Linked DNA regions of Homo sapiens: region 2 is linked to region 1. The links are chromatin loops, found by intact Hi-C in ENCODE. Cell type or tissue: PC-9. All regions are shown on one strand. Region 1 has its middle 45 kb from the start of LINC01562. Region 2 overlaps FAF1 (Fas associated factor 1).

The links. Hi-C counts contacts between places; a loop is a spot of excess contacts. Peaks named below come from ENCODE experiments on the same cell type or tissue, not always from the same donor. Only the 100,000 strongest peaks of a DNase experiment are listed, where the experiment ranks them.
Region 2: a loop joins it to region 1, with 25 times the contacts of the local background. A loop is called at or near these places in 43 of 110 quality-filtered maps.

Annotation. Positions count from the first base shown.
Region 1 is chr1:51,188,491-51,190,990 of GRCh38, forward strand. No RefSeq gene overlaps it. Among named protein-coding and RNA genes, the nearest start is that of LINC01562, 45 kb to the right of the region's middle. In PC-9, CTCF peaks have their summits at 1,127 (motif pointing left) and 1,330; no DNase peak of the experiment used is centred here.
Region 2 is chr1:50,928,227-50,930,726 of GRCh38, forward strand. All of the region lies in intron 1 of FAF1 (Fas associated factor 1), which reads right to left. Among named protein-coding and RNA genes, the nearest start is that of FAF1, 31 kb to the right of the region's middle. In PC-9, CTCF peaks have their summits at 1,313 (motif pointing right) and 1,514; no DNase peak of the experiment used is centred here; H3K27ac peaks cover 583 bases.

The sequences.
Region 1 (2,500 bases):
GAACTGAGGAGTTCCAGGGACATGAGATTTTCAATGCTAAAACTGGAACAGTCAGGGTAATCACTCTATGGTTCTCCCTGTGTACATGTTAATAAATTTGTATGAGCTGGGCACAGTGGCTTATGCCTGTAATCCCAGCACTTTGGGAGGTCAAGGCAGGTGGATCACTTGAGCTGAGTCCGAGACAAGCCTGAGCAACATAGAAAAACCTCGTCTCTACAAAAAAAAAAAAAAAGAATAAATGTGTTTGCCTTTTTTCCAAAAAACAAAACTAAAAAACAAAAAATAGCCTGGGGTCTGGTGGTGTGTGCCCATAATCCCAGCTACTCAGGAGGGTGAGGCAGAAGGACTGCTTGAGCCCAGCCCTGGGCAACATAGCAAGACCCCATCTCAAAAAAACAAAACAAAACTGGAATAATCCCAAGCAAACCTGGACAGTTGGTTGCTCTATTACTAGGCCCTGGAGACAGAACAACTTATGAGATATGACTTCTGCTCTCAAGTCGGAGAGACATGTGAGCAAATCATTACAATATGATATGTACCAAAAGAGCTCCCACACTGTAAGTGAGGCAAGATTTCTGAGGTCCTGAAACCTCTAGGACAAGAAGGGAGTTAAGCAGATTAAAGCCAGAGTAGGAATGGGGCCATTTGGAAAGCATCGAGTCTGAACCATCAGTACAGTAAAAGACACAGTAGTAAAAAATAATAGCTAAGAATTTACTGATAATTTAGCTATGCGCCAGGCATTATGCTATATATTATCTGCTTTAATCTTTACAACCCCATAAGGTTGGATTTGTCATATGAGTGATGAAGACACCATTGGAGAGTTTTAAGCAGAAGAGTAATATAATTGTGTGCTTTAAAGATAAATGATCACTATGGCAGTATGTAAAGAGCTTTTAAAAAATCCAATACACGTACACACTCTTTTGAAATATCTGTAATCCCCCAAACCCAGTTTCATAAAAGAGATTCCAGATTCACAATACAGTTTAAAACCAAATTGTTTAACATCTTAACTCCTCTATTCTTTTTATTTTTTCTGTTCTTCCATTGGCTTTCTACCAATGTACAAACTCTGTAAGGAAGTTATTAGGTTCTATGGCAAGGGCTCCCTCTGTTGGTTGTGCAGCAACACAACAGCAACTATTTGACATCCAGCAGAAACAATTGCTTTAGGTTTTTACAGTAATCCTTTTTTAAAGAAAATCAGAGATCTTTCCTCTAAATTTCAATAATTTGTGAAATATGGAAACAAATATAAGACCCAGTTATTCAGTCTTTGAAGTTTAAACCAAAGAAAAATTTTCTTACTTGCAGTCACCATTTTCACTGGCATCATTCCATGTCTTCATCAAAGAGCCATTTACATTCATTAAACTGGACAGCTATTTGAATTTCATAATAGAATTATCCAGACCTTCATTTCCTATTATGCCCATAGTCATACAAATGAACTTTGTTATCACTTATCAGTAATAATCACTCATTGAGAATGTCATTTCTATACAGCTCCCAGATCGCCTAAGCCCATGACAGATTGGCTCCCAATTCCTCCAAATGAATGCCTGGCAGCGGCTGCAATAAAAGCTCCACCATGTAGGACTAACCCCTTCAGGCTGTAGACAGAATAATTTGCTCATTCAACCAAGATCCACTTCTACTTGCTCCAAACCAATTCTGCTCTTGGGAGACAGTTTAATAACGTAGACACTAAACTCAAGAACCCCCTGGTGTAGTGTGGAAGATATTTAACATTTGAAGCATGGCTCCAACTTGAAGCAGACTACAATAAATGTCATTAACATAGTACAATGCGCCATAAAAGCAGAAGGAAATAGCAAGTATGATTGAGAGACTTCAGGCAGACATCTTGGAGAAGGTACTATCTGGCTTGAACAGGACAAAAGATCCATGGTGTCAGGAATGTTTGTTTTGTCCATCACTGTATCCTAAGTTCCTGTAACTTTCATTGGCACATGGTAAGTGCTTAGTAAATAGTTACTGAATGAATGAGTAGATTTTTGAAATCAATAGGAATTTTACTTACAGGAAAAGGCAGAGAAAAAGAATTTCCCTTTTGAAAATGCTTATCCTCAAAACCTAAACAAACCTTTTGTTTGTTTAGCCTGCCAAAACCCTTCCCTTGGCTCTCTAATTTCTTCAGGATGAAATACTGTCCCTGTCTGCCAGGCATGGTAGCTCATGCCTATAATCCCAGCACTTTGGGAGGCTGAGGGAGGAGAATCACTTGGGGCCAGGAGGTCACCAACGTGGGCAACATAGCAAGACCATGTCTCTATATATTTTTATTATTATTATTAACAGAGTGTGGTGGCACACACCTCTAGTCCCAGCTACTCAGGCGGCTGAGGTGGAAGGATAGCTTGAGCCCAGGAGTTTGAGGCTACAGTGAGTTGTGATGGAGCCACAGCACTCCGGCCTGGACAACCTGGTCTCAAAAAAAACAAAAAGAAAAGAAAAGAAAAAAAGA
Region 2 (2,500 bases), 260 kb before region 1:
AATATTGGTTCTATTTCAAAAGTGGCCTCAAAATGAAAGTCAACTTCTACTATAAATAATAGAATGGAAAAGTCTAAGAAAGTAATATGAAAGTCTCTTGAGTATATGGAGAAAAGAACGTCAAGAATCTATACCTTTGTTTAAAAGATTTATTCTACATGTCAAAGCATTTCCAAAGCCCAGCTGCTTTTAGTCTCAGCGGCATTAATTCTTTAGAATAAAAATATCACACTTAAAAGAAAATAGGTGTTCTGTATTTAAAAACTGAGGAAGGCGGCCAGGCGCAGTGGCTCATGCCTGTAATCCCAGCACTTTGGGAGATCAAGGTGGGCGGATCACAAGGTCAAGAGTTCGAGACCAGCCTGGCCAACATAGTGAAACCCCATCTCTACTAAAAATACAAAGTATCAGCCGAGCATGATGGCGGGCGCCTGTAATCCCAACTACTCGAGAGGCTGAGGCAAGAGAATCGCTTGAACCTGGGAGGTGGAGGTTGCACTGAACCGAAATCACGCCATTGGACTCCAGCCCAGGCAACAGTGCGAGACTCCACCTCAAAAAAAAAAAAAAAAAAAACTAGGGAAGGCTGGCCAGGCACAGTGGCGCATGCCTGTAATCCCAGCACTTTGGGAGGCTAAGCTGAGCTCAGGGGATCGAGACCAGCCTGGCCAACACGGTGAAACCCCATCTCTATTAAACATCCAAAGAAATACCCAGGCATGGTGGCGTGCATCTGTGGTGCCAGCTGCATGGGAGGATTGCTTGAGCTCAGGAGGCACAGGTTGCAGTGAGCCAAGATCATACCACTGTACCCCAGCCTGGGTGACATAGCAAGACACTGTCTCAAAAAAAAAAAAAAAAAAGAAAGAAAAGAAAAAAAAACTGGGAAGGCTAGCAAAATGATTCTTTTTTTAATCAAAATAAAAAATGTTTTGAATTATTAGGAAATGATGTGTTTAATAATACTCTCAAAGTATATCCCACAATATTTAATAGAGTTTTATTAACAGAATTAAAACAGAAAGTTCTTTCATCATTCATACAATTTATACATAGGAAAGCAGAAGGAGTGGGCTCCCAAAACAGTGCTATTTAAGTTCTACATTGAGTACTAGTATATAAATTTTATCCTGGATAGTTTTAAAAAATGATACTTGAGCAAGAATTAATGCATGTTTTATGAATATATGTGAACTAAAAGATCTTTGGTTGATAAAATTGTATTCAGATCCCTTCAAAAAAATAAAAATTTCCCTAAATTTTACACACTGTTTATATTATATCTTTTGGTAACAAAAACTAGAGAATAGATTCATTGTAAGAGCTTACATTATCTTTTCTATCCACAAGAGGGAGCAAACATTTAACACATCTTGGGAATTTCATTACATGCTAGTTTTCACACAAGACTTTCAGGAAATAATAAAACTGCCAAAAATATTCATTGAATGTCTATCATGTGCCAGGCATAGTGTTAGGGTCTGGAAATATAGTGGGAAAAAGATGTGGCTCCTGCCCCCACGATTCACAATTATTCAGGTAACAAAGTACATCTAAAGATTTATAAGATTATTTAAAGGAACACAAACCATACTTAGCTTTTTTATAATTATTATAAGCTATAACTTATAAGTATTCTGTCTTACCAGAAGCTACAAATATAATGTAACGCTATACAAATTGTCAGTAATTTACAGTCTACAACTCTTAAAAAGCAAATAACATATATTAGGCAATTTATCGCATAAAGAATTAAGCACCAAGATGCAAATACCTTCTTTTTTCCAAGTAGACTCCAATGATCTATGCCACTCATTTTTTTCATTTAGCTTAACCAAAATGTTAGCAAATTAACATTTATTTAGGGTAATCTGGGGGTGTAGTTAACAAAGCATTTCAAGAGAGGGATATCTTTGAAATGTACTGATAAGTAGTAAAATCATAATGCCAAAGTGGGAAATTCTCAATTACAGCCTGTTAATGACATTTTAATACATCTTGGTTCTTTTGTTTTAAAGAAGAATGGATTCCAAAAGGGCATAATGAGCTAAGCAGGTGACCTCAGGAGAGTTCTTCCAAGTAGGTGTGTTTATACAGCAGCAAAGTTTAGGGTACAGTACTATTCAGGAAGGTATATTGGCAGGAAACAATGTGTAGTGGAAAAAAAGCTCTGACTCAAAGCACAACTAGCTTCAAATGCAGTTTTACCATTTAACTAGCCCTGTGACTTTAGTTATTAACCTCTCTGAGTCTCAGTGTTCTCACTCATACAATGGTAATAACAACAATCTTGCAAAGCTGCTGTAAGGATTAATAATAATGCAGGTGGCCAGGCACAGTGGCTCAAGCCTGTAATCCCAGCACTTTGGGAGGCCAAGGCGGGTGGATCACGAGGTCAGGAGATCGAGACCATCCTGGCTAACACAGTGAAACCCCGTCTCTACTAAAAATACAAAAAATTAGCCAGGCATGGTGGCGGGTGCCTGTAGTCCCAGCTACT